Linked DNA regions of Homo sapiens: region 1 is linked to region 2. The links are chromatin loops, found by intact Hi-C in ENCODE. Cell type or tissue: endothelial cell of umbilical vein. All regions are shown on one strand. Links, peaks and the distances in the headings refer to the core of each region. The heading gives the core; the rest is flanking DNA.

Region 1 (10,632 bases), core at 2,091-10,090, 56 kb after region 2:
AGCCACTGGGCCCAGCCTCTTTCCCAATATTTTAAAACCTGTGAAGGGAGATTTGTTTATGTTGTTTAATTTGTTTCTATTGTGCACATCAAATTTCTGCACAAAAGGGGGAGGATACCAATACAGGCTGATGTGAAAGTCAGTAATAGGCAAGCAGAGCTTCTCCCGGGAGCCGGGGGGGCGGGGGTGAAGGGAGTGCAGAGGGTTCTGCGTTTGCTGGTGCTTGGATAAGGTGGCCAGGTTTTCCTCCTTCTTTTATTATTATTATTATTATTATTATTTATTATTATTATGTTTTTAACAGAGAGGTGGGGAGGTCTCACTGTGTTACCTAGGCTGGTCTCAAACTCCTGGGCGCAAGCAGTCCTCCCACCTTAGCCTCCCACAGTGCTGGGATTCCAGGTGTGAGCCACTGTGCCTAGCCAGGGTTTTCCTTCATAAGTCTGACCTATCTAAATGGTATTTTCCACAGTTAGACTTTGTAAATTGTCTTCATGAGGAAGCAGTTGTGAGGTGTCTGTGAGTCCCTAGATAAAACACATCAGATGTTGCTGAACCCTACTGGAGAGAGGGAGGAAAATACGCAGTTAGTTCATCTCAGCCTGAGCACCACTGCCTTGATAGGGAAAGAGCCCTCCTGCATTCCCAGTCACCAGTGAAAGAGGGAAAAACAGCATTAAATTTAGAGCATCGTGGCTGCCCTCCTGCTGTGGAAAATTGGATACATTTGTGTAACATCGTAGGGGCAGTTTTGGGTTGACTTCATTAGAAACACATCCTAATTTGGGGTTGTGGAGTTTGGCCTGTTTCTTTTTGCTTCCCTCCTGACCACCAGCATATGGGGCTGCTTCTCCAGTGCTCTGAAAAGCTCTTGGCTGAGATGGCCCTGGTCAGCATGGTCTAGCACGGTGCCGCTGAGAGCAGCAGGTGCAGGGCTGCCCCAGACAAGGGACTGTGGCATTGCTGGGCCTGTTCCTCCTGTTCTCTCTCCCCCAGTCTCCCAGGGATGCTTTAGGTACCTCTCTAGTCCCTTTCATCCAGAAACTTTTCTTTTTTTTTTGAGATGGAGTCTTGCTCTGTTGCCCAGGCTAGAGTGCAGTGGTGTGATCTCAGGTCACTGATCTCAGCTCACTGCAACTTCTGCTTCCCAGGTTCAAGCGATTCTCATGCTTCAGCTTCCCGAGTAGGTGGGATTACAGGTGCGCACCACCACACCCGGCTAATTTTTGTATTTTTAGTAGAGACAGGGTTTCTCCATGTTAGCCAGGTGGGTCTCGAACTCCTGACCACAAGTGATCCACCCGCCTCGGCCTTCCAAAGTGCTGGGATTACAGGCATGACCCACCACATCTGGCTGACACTTTTTTAAAAAAAAAGCAAAACTGTGCCCTTTGGAAGTAATACAGAACCGATGACTCGCTGCTTACTGCGAGATCGTATCTCACTGGTGTGCAAATCTGTGCAACGCTAGCTTGAAGCACAGCGGGCGGGGGGTACAAGGACAGTGTTGGGTGGGCTGTCCTGCATATGGCACAGGAGGTTCTCCCAAGTGGGGTGGTGGGGGGCTTTGGCCTGACTCCAAGCACGGCCACTCCGGAGAGGAGCCCTCCCCAGGCCCTGAGAACTACGCAGGAACCCGCGGGCCTGCACCAACCTAAGGACGGATGGGAATCCTGGAAAATGCCCATCCACTGCAGGCTTCCCCTACAAAAGAACATTTAACCCAACAGGGCTTGTTGAAGTTTGCATTATCATCTGCGGAATGACAAATGGTATTAAATAGTCCTCACAGCCCTCCACGAACCCCTGGAGGACACCTTGGGATGCCTCAGGGGTGGCATTGGCGGTTTGAGCATAGAAAGGATGCTGTGGTTGGAAGGCGGAGGTAGGAGTCAGAGGGAGCTTCTTGAGGCCTCTGCCTCATCCAGGATGTGGGATCATGGAGGCTCCTTCGAGTTGGGTGGCTGGCTAGTGCCTTTGAGTCAGGTTCCCATCCAGAGGGGAGGGCAGGGGACACGTCAATCAGGGTCTGTGGCTGGAGCATGCTTTGCGATTTCAGCAGACTGTTCATCTTCCAGAATTGAGCGGGTGATGGACAACAACACCACGGTGAAGATGGTGCCCATCAAGATCGTGCACTCGGAGAGCCAGCCAGAGAAGGAGAGCCGCCAGAGCCTGGCATGCCCCGCCGAGCCACCTGCCCTGCCCCACGGGCTGGAGAAAGACCAGATCAAGACGCTGAGCACATCTGAGCAGTTCTACTCGCGCTTCTGTCTGTACACGCGGCAGGGTGCTGAGCCCGAGGCCCCACATAGGGCCCAGCCGGCTGAGCCCCAGCCCCTGGGCACCCAGGTGCCCCCCGAGAAAGACCGCTGCACCTCCCCTCCAGGGCTCAGCTACATGAAGGCCAAAGAGAAGACTGTGGAAGACCTGAAGTCGGAGGAGCTGGCCAGGGAGATCGTGGGGAAGGATAAGTCCCTGGCCGACATCCTGGATCCCAGTGTGAAGATCAAAACCACTATGGACTTGATGGAAGGCATCTTCCCCAAAGACGAGCACCTCCTGGAAGAAGCCCAGCAACGGAGGAAGCTGCTCCCCAAAATCCCCTCTCCTAGAAGCACAGAGGAGAGGTGAGTAGGCGTGGCCTCCCAGCTTGGGCGTGACTCTGCCTGGCATCTCTTAGGCTTGTAAAGGGAAGGGGGTCTGCCTCTCTGTTTTCATGCGTGCTTTTGGGGAAGACGGGTTTTCATAAGGGCTCCTCGATGCTTAGCACTTTTTGGCTTTTTTGTGAGCCTCCGGAAAGAGAAATGGAGGGTTAACGGCTTTGGGCCTGACATGAAAATACACACTGCAGACCACCAAGCTGCCTTGGCCTGAGGCCAGCAGGATTTCTGATGATGCCCACAGGTCTCCTTTCTCGTAAGACAGCTGTTCTCAGTGGGGGCCGCTGTCTACCCTGGGGGACAGTTGGCAATGTCACTGTGGGGAGGGGTGTTCCAAGCATCTGGTGGGTGGAGCCCAGGAACACTGCTCAACATCTACAGTGCACAGGAGGGCCCCCCCCACAGAGAGTCATCCAGCCCCCACGTGTCCCTAGTGCCAACATGAGAATGAAGGCTTAGATTGAATATATATGTGTTTCTTTATGAAATGTTTTTTTAAAACTTTATTTGAAATTTTTTTACATCTGCATTTAAAAAATTTATTATAATTTGGCCAGGCACAGTGGTGCACACCTGTAATCCCAGCACTTTGGCTGACCGAGGTAGGCAGATCATTTAAGCCCATGAATTCAATACCAGCCTGGACAACATGGCAAAACCCAGTCTCTACAAAAAGTACAAAAAATTAGCCAGGCGTGGTGGTAGACACCTGTAGTCCCAGCTACTCGAGAGGCTGAGGTGGGAGGATCACTTGAGCCCAGGAGTTGGAGGCTGCAGTGAGCTATGATGGTGCCACTGCACTCCAGTGTGGGTGACAGAGTAAGACCCCATCTCTTGAAATAGAAATGAAAAAAAATTACGACAATTTACACCTGCCTGAACAAATGTATTTTAATTGGTTTTGTAAGTAGCACTTTCAGCGTATCTCCTTCAGCCACTTGACCACAAAGGCATGCGTGGTGGCATCTTCCCTGCTGCTGACATATGTTCTGCCAGCACAGCGTCATTCATGGGTAGGAAGGTGGAGTGGGTATGACACACAGCCAAGGAGGAGCAGCTGGACCAAGTGGACCCAGGCAGGAGGGCGCCGACAGGGCTGCTGGGAGGAAGGGAGAAGGGTTGGTGTTTGTAGATAGCGTCACACATGTCCTTGTCCTCATCAACCCAGGCTCCTGGTAGAGATCATCTGTGCTCTCACCTCTGTAGCAGAGATTCTTAGATATTCCTGCTTATTTGAGTTTTTGCCTTTTTTAAAAACTATGTTTCATACACTTACGAGTATCCATTTGACAGGGTTGATGGTTTTTAGTTTTAACCTTGTTACCTACTTACTTTTCCCCCTTTGGCTGTCTCATCTCCCTGGCTGGTGTCCTTTCGTGAGCACCAGTGTTGATTTGTCACAACCCAGGGGGTGGGGCAGAGGGGCTGTTTGCGTGCACAGTCCCAGCTCATTGAAGTTCCCACACCTTTACCCAGGAAAGAGGAGCCCAGCGTGCCTGCGGCCGTGTCCCTGGCCACCAATTCTACCTACTACAGCACGTCGGCCCCCAAGGCGGAGCTGCTGATCAAGATGAAGGACCTGCAGGAGCAGCAGGAGCACGAAGAGGATTCGGGAAGCGACTTGGACCACGACCTGTCGGTGAAGAAGGTAGGAGAGTCCATTCCAAATGACAGCGTGTGCGTGTCCAGGCAGGGGCAGGCATCCGGATCACACCATCCTGCCCCAGCGCAGACCCTGCACCACGTGTCCCAGGGCGTTTGTGTTCAGCTTTCACTCAGGACAGTGGAATTTGAGGTGATATTAGTGAAGCCCTCTGTTGTTAGTTCTATGTCCTAATCTTGAGCCATTCCACAAACGTCTCTTTGCTGTTTCAATAGGATCCAATGTCAAATTAGTTTAGTCACCATTCTCTTTCATTTTATCTTATTTATTTATTTTTGAGACAGGGTCTTGCTCTGTCGTGCAGGCTTGAGTGCAATGGTGCAATCATGGCCCACCGCAGCCTTGACCTCCTGGCCTCAAGCGATCCCCCTGCCTCAGATAAAGGAAAATTATTTTCAAATTAGAAAGTGGTAACTTTTTTTTGAGATAGAGTCTCCCTCTGTCACCCAGGCTGGAGTGCAGTGGCACACTCTCAGCTCACTGCAACCTCTGCCTCCCGGGTTCAAGCAATTCTCCTACCTCAGCCCCTCGAGTAGCTGGGATTACAGGCACCTGCCACCAAGCCTTGCTAATTTTTGTATTTTTAGTAGAGATGGGGTTTCACCATGTTGGCCAGGCCGGTCTCGAACCTCAAGTGATCCACCCACCGCAGCCTCCCAAAGTGCTGGGATTACAGGCGTGAGCCACTGCTTCCGGGCTGGAAGATGGTAACTTTTTGGTTCAAGGTATTAAAAAGGGAAATGAAAATTAAGGGTTTAGGTCTTGGGGCTTTTACGGGCCCTCCATCTGGCACACGGTACCATTCGCTTCATTCTGGTTGCACATTCCTCTTTTAAAAAATAATAAAGAATCCAAAACATGTTCGGTTTTTCCACACAGAACCAGGAAAATCATACCATCTGGACCATTTGAATTTGGGTCACACCCTAGGTTTAGAGAACTGCATTCTTTGCTCGCATGCCTTTGTTTTTCATGATATAATGAATTTCAGAAGCGGCATGCCTTGATTCTGCCGCCCTCATCTGTGGGGCACTCTGTCCACCTGCTTTGGGAGGCTGGAGATGCTGGGAAGCCGCCTCACCAGAAGTGTGGCTCCGGAACTGAGTGAGTCACTGTGGGCTGGAAGTTGGCCTCACTTTAGTTCAGCAAGTGTGAGTTGGGCACCTGCACCAGAAGCACATGCTGTACATCCCAGCTCTCTATGGTGCTGATGACTCAGCGGTCCTGTTTTCCTGCTTGATTGGACAAAGCGGCCACTGCTGCATTACATTTTCTCCCTGCTTTCCCGCAGCCACACGCTTATGATGTCGCACATTCCTGCAACGCGTGCACAGGCGGAGGCGTGTTCAGGGAGGAAGCGAGCATAGCGCAGATGGGGACTTAGCAGGCCACCTGCTCTGTAGCTGCTTCAGGGGAACATATGAGACCCTAATTCCGTAGGCTTCCAACATTCCCAGGGCGACCACAGTTGTCTCAGTCACAGCATTGCTAGGTGGTCATAGAGCTGAGAGCCAAATCAGGGAACCCTCTGTTTTAGGAGAAGACTAAGGACAGAGTTGAGAGAGTGGAAGCCCCAGGCAGGGAGGCAGCAGGGGGCTCTGGTGGCTGGTAGAGAAGCATCACGCAGAGATGACAAGATATGGTTTTATACTTGGGGCAGCTCAGAAGGACTCTGCCCAGAAAAGAGGGCACCATGTTGAGTTGAACCAGATAGCTGATTGGTTTAAGTTTAGAATCTTTGAGAATTATGGCTTTTCCCTGGAACCAGGAGGTGAGTGCAGGGCCCAGACAGAATAGACCTTGTTTCCCCTATAGAAGGGAACAAAAGGTGGAGGAAGGGAATGAATGGCCCAGGGCTCATTCTTAGTGGAGGGATGAGAGTGGCTGTGTGCCTGGTCTCTACTGTTGCAGGCTCTTACCTGAGCCTCCTGGAAAGCCACGCACTGCAAGAAATAGCAGATGGGCCTGCCAGACAGTATGGACCACAGTGGTGAGCCCTTCAGCACCCTGGGTGGTGTGGACAGCCACTGATCTGTTCACTGTCCCAGGCCAGGTCTTGTCTCAGAAATCTTTGAAAGCCAACGGCTGTTCTTTATACAATGGCCCTTTAACAAAGGGGAAATGGTTTCAATAAAAATTTGCATATGACATGTAAAAGAACCAATAAAGAAATCTGGACTCCTTTCAGAGAGCCCAGTTTCAAATTAGCTCAGCTGAGGTAGGTTTTGAGGGCACATGTTCATGCACCAGTATAAAATCTACATTTCCGTAATTGCTGAAGAATAATGGCACTGAAAATTTCCTGAGCGGCCGGGCGCGGTGGCTCACGCTTGTAATCCCAGCACTTTCGGAGGCCGAGGTGGGCGGATCACGAGGTCAGCAGATCGAGGCCATCCTGGCTAACATGGTGAAACCCCGTCTCTACTAAAAATACAAAAAATTAGCCAGGCGTGGTGGCGGGCGCCTGTAGTCCCAGCTACTCGGGAGGCTGAGGCAGGAGAATGGCGTGAACCTGGGAGGCGGAGCTTGCAGTGAGCTGAGATAGCGCCACTGCACTCCAGCCTGGGTGGCAGAGCAGAGACTCCGTCTCAAAAAAAAAAAAAAAAAAAAAAAAATTCCTGAGCAGCCCTGGCGGGCGTCCTTCCTTATCCACAGTTCCCTGCATTGCTTGCAGTCTTCCTTCAGGCTAGCATTGGTATCAGGAATTTGGGAAGTTCTTCATGCCTGTTTCCTGTTTTGTGCTTTTCCCTCAAGTGATGACTATCTAAAATTTGGCCACATTCTCAGCTGTGAGATTCTCAACTTAAACAGTCTCTCCAGATAGGTAGTGAGTAGGAAAAGGCACAAACCACTTTTCCTCTGCTCTCACGCCACAGCAACCAACACAGAAGACTTCGGTGACCACATGTGTGAGGGGGGTTTCCCACACACCCAGCGAGCAGTCACTTCTGCAGCAGACACCAGCTGGGTGGCCTCTGATTCAGTTCAGATGTGACACTGTCAAATTGGAGGTAGCGTCTCATCCCACGGGTTGAGGGCTCAGTCCCCAAGACTGCACCCCCCACACACACCAGTCGCAAGTCTGAGTCTCAGGGACTTCTGACCAACCACCTTCAAGTTGGGGTTCCCATGACCCCCTCTTTAGTTTCCATTACTTTGCTAGAGTGGCTCACAGAACTCAGGGAAACATTTACATCTATGATAAAGAATGTTACAAAGGATACACATGAAGAGATGTGTAGGGCGAGGCATGGGGAAAGGGGTGCGGAAGAGCTTCCATGCCCTCCCTGGGTGCTCCACCCTCCAGGAACCTTCTTGTCTTCACCTGTCAGGAAGTCTCCAGCCCCGTCTTCTTGGGCCTTTTATGGAGCCTTCATTGGATAGGCCTGATAGAAATCTGTGTAGAAATGTGATTGGACAAAAAGACTACAATCCAGTCCTAACAGACCGAGGAGAAAGCCACAAGGTCTGCCTGTTGAGATTCTTGTTGGCCTCTCTGTGTAGCGTTCCTTCCCCCTAGGTGTGCCGCAGGACCCTTCAGGAATATGGGGATCTTAAGACCTGCATTCATTCAAGGCGGTGGAGGATTTCTTTATGGAAAGGTTGGGGAAGATTAGATCTTGCTTTGGGCAGGTAAAAGTTTAAGACCAGCCTGGGCAACATGGAGAGACCCCGTCTCTACAAAAATAAAAAAATTATCTGGGTGTGGTGGTGCATGCCTATGGTCCTAGCTGCTTAGGAGGCTGAGGTGGGAGGATTGGTTGAGCCCAGGAGGTCACTGCTGCAGTGAGTGGTGATCATGCCACTGCACTCCAGCCTGGGCAACAGAGTGAGACCCTGTCTCAAAAAATAAAATAAAATAAAATAAAATAAATGCATCCATGTGAGGGAAAGACCTCACGCAATCAGGAAATAGGCTGCCTCGTATCTGGCACATGTTTCTCCTGCTGTGGGGTTGACTTTTCCTGCCTAATGCTCATCCGGCTGGTCATTTTACCCATAGATTATGGAATCAGGGCACGACCACTTGAAGCCAGGAGTTTGAGGCTGTAGTGCACTATGATCATGTCTGTGAGTAGCCACTGCACTGCAACTTGGGCAACATAGCAAGACCGCTTCTCTAAACAAGTAGAAAAAAGGTCATCATTTAGAAGGCTGGTGGGAAAGGGCATAGAGTGTTAGTGTCTAATAGTTACGCAGTTTCAGTTGGGGAAGATGACAGAGTTCTAGAGACGGATGGTGGTGACAGGTGCATCGCAGCATGAATGTACCACACACCACAGAACTATGCTCTGAAAAGTGGTCAAGATGGCAAGCTTTATGTTACATATATTTTACTACAATTTTGAAAACAGTCATCTGTTTGCATTTTGGTCAAGTTGAAATCAGTAGGTTATAGTAAAAGACTGTTAAGTTCATTCGTATCCCTTTATTGGTCTTAATTTTTATATGCTAGTATTAGCAATTAAAATTTTTTTTCTTTTTTTTTCTCTTTAGCAATTAAAATTTTAATTGCTAGGCCAGGCCCGGTGGCTCACACCTGTAATCCCAGCACTTTGGGAGGCCAAGGCGGGTGGATCACCTGAGGTCAGGAGTTCAAGACCAGCTTGGCCAACATGGTGAAACCCCATCTCTACTAAAAATACAAAAATTAGCCAAGTGTGGTGGTGCACGCCTGTAATCCCAGCTACTCAGGAGGCTGAGGCACGAGAATTGCTTGAACCCGGGAGGCCATTGCACTCCAGCCTGGGCAACAGAGCAAGACCCTGTCTCAAAAATAAAAATTAAATAAATAAAAATAATTGCTAGTGACAATAATTATATGTACAGGACACATAACTAATCACGGAATTTGGTGCTGGACATAAGACTCACTACTTTCTCTCTATGTGAATCTTTAAATTAGAAAATTCCAAAGGACAGAATACATAGGTCTGTGACTCCTTCCAAAGATATGGGTTGAAACTGCATCTACCATGACGAGCATCGGGGCCACAACTCCGACGTTCTCTAATAGGGCATGAACAGAACGAGAACAGGTTTATTTTATTTTTAAATGCCAATAGTGCCATTAGGAGTCATTCTTCTTTCCCTTAGTCGTATAAATCCCCTATTATTTGGTGATGCAAAAGTGAGCTTTCACGCAGGTCAGCTGCACCTTTCACGTAGGTGCGCCAAGGTGGCAGTGAGCAGTGTGGCCGGGGTGGGGGCCGGCCTAACCAGTGTCTCCGTGTTCCCTTGCCATCCCGTGCCCAACAGCAGGAGCTCATCGAGAGCATCAGCCGCAAGCTGCAGGTGCTCCGGGAGGCCCGCGAGAGCCTGCTGGAGGACGTGCAGGCCAACACCGTGCTGGGGGCCGAGGTGGAGGCCATCGTGAAAGGCGTCTGCAAGCCCAGCGAGTTTGACAAGTTCCGGATGTTCATTGGAGACCTGGACAAAGTGGTGAACCTCCTGCTGTCGCTGTCAGGCCGCCTGGCCCGGGTGGAGAATGCCCTCAATAATTTGGACGACGGCGCTTCTCCCGGTGATCGGGTAAATGCAGATACGTCTGACTTGGAAATGGGGGGTGGTCTCGTGGGAAGGCTGTTTTTCAAGTGTCGTGAAAGTCAGCTCCTTGGAGCCTAGCATAGCTTCCACATGGCCTGTCCACCTCCTCCTGCAGACCTTGTCGAGACAGTGCACGCTCTATACCCTCTCCTTCCTTTTATATTTCTTTAGTTGTTTGTTTGTTTGTTTGTTTGTTTGAGACAGGGTCTCATTCTGTTGCCCAGGCTGGAGTGCAGTGGTGCGATCTCGGCTCACTGCAGCCTCTGCCTCCCGAGGTTCAAGAGATTCTCCCACCTCAGCTTCCCGGGTAGCTGAGCTCCCAGGTGCATGCCACCATGCCTGGCTAATTTTTGTATTTTTTTGGTAGAGATGGGATTTCACTATGTTGGCCAGGCTGGTCTGGAACTCCTGAGCTCAAGTGATCCGCCTACCTCAGCCTCCCAAAGTGCTGGGATTACAGGTGTGAGCAACTGTGCCTGGCCTCCTTCCTTTTAATTGAGGGGAAAAGGTGCTTATCAGATGCAGGGAGTTGAACCGTCATTGGACTGCAGGGTTGCGGGATCTTCTCAAAGAACTGTTACCTCTTTTTAACATCTTTTTAGATATTCCTATTGACTCTTACTGATAATTGTCTCTTCTTAGAAAAATCATGTTGTTGTTGTTTTTACTTTTCTTTTACCATGTATAAGTCCGTAACAGACATGCCTGCCTGCTGACGATCGTAAGTACTCAATGATAGCTATTTTCTTGTGGTGGTTG
Region 2 (10,632 bases), core at 2,403-10,402:
TATTGTTTTTATTTTTTTTTATTTAATTTTATTTTTTCTATTTTTTTGAGACAGAGTCTCCTTCTGTTGCTGGAGTGCAGTGGCAAGATCTCGGCTCACTGCAACCTTCGCCACCCGGGTTCAAGCGATTCTCGTGCCTCAGCCTCCCCAGTAGCTGGGACTACAGGCGTGTGCCACCACACCTGGCTAATTTTTGTATTTTTAGTAGGGATGGGGTTGCGCCATGTTGGCCAGGCTGGTCTTGAACTCCTGGCCTCAAGAAATCTGCCCCACTTGGCCTGCCAAAGTGCTGGGATTACAGGCGTGAGCCACTGCACCCGGCCAGCTTATTGTTTTTATTAAGTAAAATCAGGAGAAAAAAGAAAACCACATAGATCAGAATTGTTTTATTTTGGGGAAAGTTACTTCTATTGGGGTTTTGCCTTAGTGTGTGGTTTAGCTAATTTAATCAGATGAATCAATGTTTGCAAATAGTGATGGTTTCTAATATAGTAAGACTTACAGAGAATGTTTAGCTTATTTTTGTGTTGTTTTGGGGTCTCTGGAGGACCTGTATGTGCTATGCAGTGGGATCCACACTGTACAGGTTAAGTTTATTTTGAGGTTCAAGGAATTGAGAAGTTAGCATTAGCCTTAACGATGAAGTTTAAATGACTTTTATTTTTTTATCGGTTCCACAAATGATGTAGACTTTTATTTTTTAAAACAGAGCAGCTGTAATGAGATCCACCAAATTGAAAGCCCTGAGCTTTAGGAGAAAAGGTTGATCTACACTGGTTGAATTCCCAGTTTGCTATTGGCTTGGAAAGAAGAGTGTTCTGGTGAGATTTTGAGAGCAGACTCTGGGAATGTCCTCTCTTGAGACTTGAGGGCGCAGGGATCTGGGGACAGGTCTTGGTGTCTGTCATCTGGGAGGTAGTGTCCTGCGAGAGGCAGCAGCCCAGCAGACACCAAGGGCCCCTGGGATCACGTGCTGACCTCTTAGTGGGCTTAGCAGGGCAGGAGGCCCACATGTGGCTTCTGTCCAGTGTGCCACTCGCCCTTGCAGTCACCCCTAAAGGACAGGTAGATGAGGCCTTTGCAGGTCGAGACGTCCCCAAAGGCTCTGTCTGTCCCACATGGAGCACACTGAGCGGGTCCCCTCTCTGTCCATCCCGTCCTTGGCTGTGGTGGCACTGGCACGCTGTGGCATGCTCTGCCCTGCACTGGCCGCTTTGTCCAGATGGAGACAAACGTGCTTTCAGTGTGTTGCCAAGGGGCAGGGAGAGGTGATATTGGCAGAGCCATGAGCGATGGCTGCCCGGCAGGTCATAAAGGCGGAGTAAATGTCGCCTCTTCTTAGAACTGTCACCTCAAGCCCGGTTACCACTAACACCCATTGGTTCCAAGGTGGGAGAGTTTGGGGGAAGAAATGAAGTACCCGACACAGCCTTGGCCCTTTCTACAAAGTGAGGGGCATACCTTATCTGTAACAAAAGCCTGTTTTTTTTGTTGTTGTTGTTTGTTTGTTTTAATGTCACTTGCTAATTTATTCACACAAAGAAAATGCTCCATAATGAAAACAACTTCATCCCATGTCTCCCTCCCACCCACACACACTCAAACCCCTCCTGTCCCCAACTGCAAGATGCGTTCCTACGTCTTGGCTATCTGAAGGTACTTTTAGAACCAAATCCTCATAAAAACCATTTAGAATAGTTGCCTGATAACTTGGTTTTATTGTTAAAGAAAGCCTGTTTGTGGCAGTTAGAGTCCAAAGGCCTTTGGAATGGAATGGAGTGGCATGTTTAAGGAGAGTGCTCAGAAGGCTTTGCTGAATGGTAGTCATGACAGCATTGATGGGGAGGTGAAGTGGGCTGATTAAATAACTCGAGTAGTTCCGACGTCCAGACCATGTTTTGGTAAGGTAGCCAGCGTCATGGACAGGGCAGGTAGCAACAGTTCTCTGCACCACGGAGGGTAGTTGTACCATTTACTCTGCTGGTTGTGGGTGTGCTTGCCTTTAATAGTACGGAAAGCAAGGTCATTGGTCTGCAGTTATAGTAAATGACAAAGAAGAGGAAGGAATCAGATCTTTCTTCAGTGATTTCACTACTTTGATTTGCCAACTATGACATGGTGGTTTATTAAATGTAAAGACACAGAGGAATGTTCTCTGGCTCAATGCCCTTGCAAAGAAAAGGATGCCTGCCACCCTCTCGGTGAGATGATAAGTGATCAAATAAGGGAAGATTTTTATCAGCCATTCGGCATATGTCGATCCCATGTGAGTGGACGTCTGGCTTACCATAGTGACCACATGTGCAGTGGTATTTAATAGTTCTCTGAATGTGTATAGGATCTGTAAAAAGTTTGGAATAAAAGCACAAGCTTCCTTTGGAGAAATGTGATTTAGTTGTAATAGCATTTCACTACTGCCACATTCAGTTCACCTGTGGTGGTAGTGCCTGTAACTTTGCATTCAGAGGAATTCGTGGACCTTCCTCCCTCTGCCTCCCCGATTTTGCCACTGAGTTTCATCTCTTTTCATGGTCTGGGCTCAATGTTTCTTTGCTGTGCTGTGACTGTAAAGTCTCTTTTATTGGTTACTTTCCCTAAACCTCGTATCTCTTCTCTATACCTTGGTTTTTGTTTTTCTATGAAGAGTATCTTCTTAACTCTTCTAGTACCTTGAGTAACCATGGGCTCTGGGAAGGGAATTTGAGGACAAATTGAGTAAAAATACAGTAAATTATTATGGGCTTTATGTAATGAGCAGAACATCAGAAAGGGCTAGGTGGGGATATTGTTTGCTGAGCTCTAGTGGGCAGAATTCCACAAAGGGCTAGGGGAGATTGTTTCTTGAAATCTCTTTCCTTTCCCTTTGCGTCTATTTACATGGCTAGAGCGCTTTATACATAGCATAGCATTTAGAGAACAGCAGTCTGCAATCCCTTGTTGCTTTTTTTTTTTTTTTTTTGGTATGGCTTTTGCCATGTGTATACTGATATGTTGACTCAACAAGTTAAACTTTTTGTGTCTTTTTTCTTATATCCGTGGTGTTCATCCTTAGGGCTATATAAAACGAGTCATATTAATGACTGCACACTTGAATGTGCTGAGTTTCTTTGCCAACAAATTCATTCTGTTGAAACATAGCCAGGAAATTGTGTGGGTGCCCTTTTTAAAACATCAAGCTGAATGAAATGATGATTTGACACCTGGGGCATATATATGGTTGAACACAAGTGGTTTGGATACTGGGACAGCGATCGTCTTTTTTTTTCCTTTTCTTTCCAACAGTAATGGGTTTATAGAAATGAACATTACAGAGGTTAATGGGAAAAACAAGTCATTCGGGTCTGCTCCACTCCTCTGTTCTGTGCCGCTCGGTTCTGCCTGTGGCTTCTGTGGCATTCCTCTGCAGTCTTTTCTGCCATAGGACCCAGGTTGAACACCAGAGGTGGAGGCCAGAGGCGGGGCACGCTCTTGCTAGGGGTGAGGCAGGCAGGCTGGCCAGGTGGAGAGCAACTCTGGGGCTCTCACCCCACGTGAATGCTGCTGCTGGGCCCTGGCGTTTGCTTACAATGAGGCTCTGATGTCTCAGTTTCAGCTACTTAGGTCATTTGGGAATTTTTATCTTGCCTCAGTTCTCTTCATGTTTAAAAGCAGGAACTACTTGCCTCTTATCTCCTAGGACCATAGACTTTATCAGACATGATGTCACCATTCACGCAGGCATTGCCGCACCACTGCCTGGGAAAAGACACTGCATATAAATCTTCCCACAGTGCCTTTAGGGGGCGACTTTTCTTATAGAAAATACATGCAGAGTTAACCATTTCTAGAGTGCTCTGGCGTACTTGTATACATTCATGTGATGTATGTGAGAAGCACTCCCACCACGTGGTTAAAATCATTCCTTTAGGTCCCGTCTTCCAGGAGCTTGCAGCTGAGTGGGCTGAAGAGCTCTCACAAGTGCGGACTCAGAGAGGAAGGAAGGGTGGAAGTTGATCCAGGAAAGTCTTTGCTGAGGACAGGCCAGCGGAGCGATCCTTTGTAGCTGAGCCAGTTTTGAGAGGCAGATATAAACGTCTGCCAGCCATACTAGGTGCTCCAAAGCTGGAAGCCATAGCTGGAAGTTCTAGTGAGAACAGTAGAGGGGGAGGCTTGGGAGAGGGAGGTGGAAACGTAGGATGGGGCCAGCACCCAGTGGCTCACACACAGCTGCTCAGGTGGTGCAGACACTCCTGTCCCACTGCAGCCCAGACTTCCTTGGTCTTGGGGAAATGAGAATTTGCTTTATCTGCCAAGACCCTAGATGCTACAGACGCTGCCGGCCCAGGGAGCATGCTCTGAGAACCCCTGGACTAGACCACAGAGAACCTAGGAGCATGGACTTCCTTTTGTGGAAACTGGGAGCAGCTGATGGTTCTAGAGTGAGGGCAAGACCTGGCCAGGGCTGTGTTGCATGCAGGGAGACTGATCTGGCAGGAGGTGCAGGCAGACTGGGAGAGGAAGAAGCCTTCCGGAGGATTGGCAGGAAAAGGAAGGAAGCAGAGTCAGAGCTGGGGTTCATTTGATGTTTGCAGAGAGGTGGTTTTTGTTTAAAGGATTAGAAGAGTGTGAGCAATTGCCAGGTAAATTCCCTTCTCCCCAGACCCTGGGGTCTGACATCAGGAAGCTTGTCACAGTCCCTGAGGCCCCCAGACTGTTTCCAGGGCTTCCCATCCTGGACCGGTATCTGCAAGGCCTTTCCAACTGCAGACTCTTCTTTCAAAACCTGCTCTTCCTTATCTCCAAGAAGCCCTTAGAAACTATTATTTATCTGTTTTCCCACAAAACGTTCCTCAGCTCCCAGTGTAGGCCAAAAGCCCCCCACGTATGTAATACCACCAACACCCCCCGCCCCCCATCGCAGTTTCCAGGCAGGGGGACCAGGTGGGCCTGTGTTTCAGACCGTAGGCTCCCAGCAGGCCAAGGCGCCTCCCCTCCCAGACCCTGCCTTGGCCTCCAGCCAGTGCTCTTACTGTGCACTTAGTTAGCTGGGGGCACGAAACACAAACTATTTGTCTTGGGAGGAGGTGCTTCTTTGCTTTCTTCTAAAAGGTTAGGAAAATAACCCAACACTCGTGATTTTTTTTTTCTTTTCTTTTTTTTTTTTTTTTTTTTTAGTTTGAGGGAAGGGAAGGAATTCTGCTCTTTGTGAATAATAAAGATTTCATTGAAGCAGTTCTTGTAATAATTCCTTTTAAAAATAAAACAGGATATTTGATATCTAATCTGTTCTTTCTTTTTTTTTAGAGATGGAGTCTTGCTCTGTCACCCAGGCAGAAGAACAGTGGTGCAATAATAGCTCGCTGCAGCCTTGAACTCCTGGGCTCAAACATACAGCTGTTGTTCTTAATGTTCAATGACATCCTAGCATTTTTTTATATTTGTGTTCTAAACCCTGTCCTTTAAAAAAAAAAAAAAAAAAACCCAAACACTACCTAGCATATAAAATTACTCTAAAAAATTGAAGTAAGTTTCAATGAAGTTTGGTATACAATCCATGGGGAAGGGATTTCAGGGGAACCCACCATTAGAATGAATCATTCCATCTGGAGTACCAGAAAACTCGATATTGTCGATACCATGGTGTTTTGTTATATGAAAGGAATAGTATGCATTGGCTAAACATTATGTTTTGGAAGAATGATAATGGCCTGGGCTGGGTGTGGTGGCTCATGCCTGTAATCCCAGCACTTTGGGAGGCCGAGGTGGGAGGATTGCTTGAGCCCAGGAGTTCAAGACCAGCCTGGGTGACATGATGAGACTTCATCTCTTTAAAAAATTTTTGAATTAAATAAATAAAATTTTTAAATGATAATGGCTTGGGAGAATGATCACAAAACCAGGCAGACTGGGGAAAGAAAGGCACTCGTCAAGTCTGCAGGATGAAAGGGAATACACAGAAACATGTCTGTCCTGCACATGAGACCCACGGTTCTAGGGACAAGGTGGTTTAAAGTGTTTAAAGAGTGCGTGGCTTGTGCAGGAGGAAACACCACAGCCTTCAGTCTACTCAAGTCCTTCTGGGAGCCCTTGAAACTCAGCCAGAGGGACCGGGAGTGTAGGCGGGCTCTAGGTGGCGCCAGAGCACTCTGTCCCCAACTCCACGGGTCTGTGATTGAGCGACCAGCATGTAGGGGCTGAAGGTCCTCCCCACCATCTCCTTATCAACACCAATCCAGCCATTTCAGAGGTGCCAACAAACAGAAACCACTCTGACCCCGGCTTGATCCCCAAATACATTCATTATGCACCAGGAAATTCAGAAGACTTGAGAAAAAAAGCATATATATTAGTAAATTTTCACTGTCCACAGTAACCAAGATATCTTCAGTTAAAGCAGAAAGAGTGCAACTCTTTTCACTGTGTGTCTTCATTTGCTTATTTAAAAAATTATCCCTAGGCCAGGTACAGGGGCTCACGCCTGTAATCCCAGCACTTTGAAAGACCGAGGCAGGCAGATTTCTTGAGCCCAGGAGTGTGAGACCAGCCTGGGCAACATAACGATACCCCATCTCTCATTATACAAAAAGTTAGCTTGGCGTGGTGGTGTGTGTCTGTGGTCCCAGCTACTCAAGAGGCTGAGGCGGGAGGATCACTTGAGCCCAGGAGGTCGAGGCTGCAGTGAGCCATGATTGCGTCACTGTACTCCAGCCTGGGTGGCAGAGGGAGAGCCTGTCAAAAAAAAAAAAAAAAAAGCCACAATTCGTATAAGAACTGCTGACCGTGTCATATGTAAGAACACATATATCTGTATATTATCTTTTTAAAAAGCAGCTTCTGGGTTTGTTTTCATTTTTTCATTGCCTCATACAGCATTGCTCATTCTCTTCAGACAGTTTGGAAAGAGTGTGTGCTTGTGCAGGAATAAACCAGGTGAGATGCATTTTCTGAAGGCATGGAAGTCTCACTTCCAGGCAGGTTCCCTGCCTGCCTCCGACAACTCCCACCCAAGATGCCTTCTGCACATGCATTCCCGTCCATGGGGAGCCCTCTTCCATGCCATCAGCCTCTCTGGCTGTGACGCCCCTGTTCGGACTGTCCTATCTTCCTCTTTCCCTGGCCTGCATTTTGACCTCAACCCTGTATCTTTTTGTCCCCGCCGATGGACACATCCACAGGGATGTCCCATAGCTATGGGAGATGCACAATATACACTTTGGGTTTTTGTTGTTGTTGATAATTATGGTAAAATACACATAAAATTTACCATCCTAACCATTGTAATGTTCAGTAGCATTAAGTGTATTCACATCATACAACCAATCTCCAGAAACTTGTTTCATCTTGCAAAACAGAGGCTCTATATGCATTAAACAGCAACTTCTCAGTCTCCCCTCCCCCACCCCCTGGCAACCACCATTCTACTTTCTGCATTCATGATTTTGACAAATCAGGTACCTCATATAAGTTGAATCATACAGCATTTGTCCTTTTGTAACTGTCTAATGTCACGTAGCATACCATCCCCAAGGTTCTTCCATGTTGTAGCATATGTCAAAATTTCCTTTTCATTGACAAGTAATATTCCATTGTATGGAATAGACCACATTTTGTTTGTCCATTCTTCCACCCATGGAACAGTATACGTTTTGACTAAATGGCCAGCTGTTAAAGTCTGTATTAGATATAAGCTGAGTATCATCATTATAGAATAAACTTCTAAGGTAAAAGTAAATCTGAAATGATATTATTATTACAATTTTGTTTTAAAACATAATGTTCCGATTTCAACAGAATGATTTTGGTCCAGGAACGGGATTGTTTAGCCTTCTCAGCTGCTAGAAGGCTTCTGTGGTCACTGCCTTATTCATTTGCAACACTGAATTAATTCTTATTTTAGCCTGAGGCCAGTGGAAGGTTGAGATGTATTTTGGGTTTTTTGGCTAACTGCTGGTTTAGGTTAATGTTACCAGCAAGCTGCTGTCTCCCCGATGTAACTGACCAAGCTAAAGGGCTAATTTCTCTTCATACTTGGATTTAAGGAATCGGTGCATGGGGATGATTCATTTTATTTGAAACAGTTCTGCAAACTGAAGCTTTGTGTACATGGGGAGGAAGATACTTCCTGGATATTTTCAGAAGCAGATTTAAGGCCGAGCATGGTGGCGCATGCCTGTAATCTCAGTGCTTTCGGAGGCTGAGGCAGGAGAGTTGCTTGAGGCCAGGAGTTTGAGACCAGCCTGGGCAACATAGCAAGACCTCATCTCTACAAAAAATAAAAAATTAAAATTATTATGTTTTTAAAAGCAGATTTAAGATGATTACTCTCCATTTTGATCATCTTTGCTGCATGAAAAGTGGCCCCAAAATTAGTGGTGTCAAACAGAAGTTCTAGTTGTAAAATTGAGCACAAAGCAATTGGCCTATACGGAGGTACTCAGAAGCATGCTATGTGTTAGGGCTGGCTATTTCAAGATTTAAAAATATGCTCTAGAAAATCTCTAAAAGGTAGTTATCTGCACATGATAGAAGGGTTGGGGAGGGAGGCGGTGTAAACAGTCACTGTGCTAGGGTTGCAGGCAGCAGACAGTCGCAGGGGCGTAGCAGCATTCCTGCCATGCAGCTGAGATGGGGTTACTACATCTCTAAGGCAGTGCTCCAGCTGCAGGGCTGCAGATGTTCCATATCTGTGCTGCCCAGGCAGTAGCCACTACCCACATGTGGCCATTGAGCACTCGCAATGTGGCCAGAATGACCAAGGAACTGAACTTTGGATTTTGTCACTTTGAATAAATTAACCACTTATGAATAAGGATAAGTGACTTCCCTCCTCCCTCTTGACTCGTCAGTGGCTACACCCGGGATTGATGTCCATCTGTCCAGGGCCAAAGCTAGGAATAGAGGCAGGGCACAGCTGCGACTCACTCTCTCCCTTCCCCCATGACAGGGGCCTTCCGCGGGGCTGGCTTGAGCAGCAGCAGATGCCCAGAAGCTTTGGGCCTTGGTTCTGGCTGCTGGCTGGGTTCCTCAGTCTTTTTCCACGTTGCCTCTGCAGGGGCCATACGTGCAAATGACTTCCTTCTCTCCTGTGTCTGGTGCGTGGGGCCAGGAGGTTGGGCGACAGCTGGGGCTGCCTGGTGTCGCTTTCCATACGGCCTTATCCACGTGGCTCACTTGGGCTTCCTCATGCCATGGCATGGCACGGTCACTGGATTCCTCATAATCTGTCACACGTATATATTTTTTAAAAGACAGGGTCTTGCTCTGTCCCCCAGGCTGGAGTGCAGTAGCGCAAACACGGCTCACTACAGCCTCAACCTCCTGGGCTCAAATCATCCTCCCACCTCATTCTCCCTAGTAGCTGCAACCACAGATGCGCGCCACCACGCCCGGCTGATTTTTAAATTTTGTGCTGAGATGGGGTCTTGCTATGCTACCCAGGCTGATCTCAAACTCCTGGCCGAAAGCAATCCTCCCACGGCAGTCTCTCAAAGTGCTGGGATTACAGGTGTGAGCCACAGCACCCGGCCATTTGCATGCATACTTTGTGAGAACAAAATCTGTTGCTAATATTCTTATATGTGCTTGCTAATGATAGTTTATCTGGGAGAACTTTTATTGTACCCATGGAGAACTGCTGACCCTCTAAACCAGCTAGTAGCCCAGTTATTCCCGAAGCAGGGCTGAACTAGCGTCGTCTTGAGTGTCAGACGTTTTCTTTTCCTAGCCTTCTCTTTTTCTCCCCTTTCCTCCAGTTTCAGTCAGTCTAGTTTATTTTCTTCATTAATTAACTATAAAGGAAGATGAAAGAAGTTGTGGATGTCATAGCACAGAGAAAGCCAGCTGAAAATGAAATTCACATGGCCAGAACCTTCCTTACGAGGATTTTGAGAAATTCCATGAGGTACAGTCTGGGTTTTACAATTGCTTTCCTTCCATGGGGTGCTGAATTTGTCTTTTATACTTTCTCTTTGGTTCCTGGGAAACTGTCATAAAGTCAGCATGTTCCACATTTTGCCACCCGTATACTTTTCCTCGTTAAAATGATCTGAGTCATCGAAAGGTTTGTGTTATACATGCTTTTCAGTTTTATTTTGTAAAATGTTCTTTATTGCATAATGTTCTTTAATGTTTTTGCCTGCTGGGAAAAACATCTGATCTCCACAAAGTATTTAAAGAGGCCCGCTTGAGCTCGTTCTCCATTCTTGATTGGGTTATCAGCTGTCAGTTCTGTCCCAAATTAGAGAAATGTAAAGCTGGCTTCCTACCATGAGGCTGGAGAAGTGAGCTCGGGAGGAGGATCTCACGCCCAGCAGTGTTCCCCTGGAGGCCCTATTGCATTACCGACATCCATTGGGATTTCTAACCAGACACACCTCATCACATCTGGGCAGATGTGGCCAAGACACTAAGAAGCCACACATGGGATGGTGGGGACTGTGGCGGGGGAGCCCAGGAAAGCTCGTCCATATTCAGGAGCCCTGGCTGAAGGGACTTTAGCCTTTTGGTGTGGGTTGTCATGACTCCCTGGGGGGATCTTTGGTTGACTAAGAGGCTCAGGGGAAGATGCGGCTACTAGTCTTAGTTAACCAGAAGGTGGCTGTCTTTACTTTGTTACCTAGGTAAATAGACACAGATAAGCTGTCTGAACTGTGT

The links. A loop is a pair of places that touch in the nucleus more often than their neighbours do. Peaks named below come from ENCODE experiments on the same cell type or tissue, not always from the same donor. Only the 100,000 strongest peaks of a DNase experiment are listed, where the experiment ranks them.
Region 1: it touches region 2 in a loop (7-fold over the local background); 6 of 110 quality-filtered maps call a loop at or near these places.

The regions. Positions count from the first base shown.
Region 1 is chrX:9,935,056-9,945,687 of GRCh38, forward strand. SHROOM2 (shroom family member 2) reads left to right here. Exons shown (of 10, transcript NM_001649.4): 7 at 2,079-2,630; 8 at 4,140-4,311; 9 at 9,586-9,858. Among named protein-coding and RNA genes, the nearest start is that of CLDN34, 27 kb to the right of the region's middle. RefSeq lists enhancers at 4,308-5,507, 5,592-6,091, 7,129-7,288, 7,429-7,508. In endothelial cell of umbilical vein, for the core only: no CTCF peak of the experiment used is centred there; a DNase peak (open chromatin) is centred at 5,516; H3K27ac peaks cover 913 bases.
Region 2 is chrX:9,879,238-9,889,869 of GRCh38, forward strand. All of the region lies in intron 2 of SHROOM2 (shroom family member 2), which reads left to right. Among named protein-coding and RNA genes, the nearest start is that of CLDN34, 83 kb to the right of the region's middle. In endothelial cell of umbilical vein, for the core only: a CTCF peak has its summit at 6,098 (motif pointing right); DNase peaks (open chromatin) are centred at 3,754, 4,984 and 6,114; H3K27ac peaks cover 2,812 bases.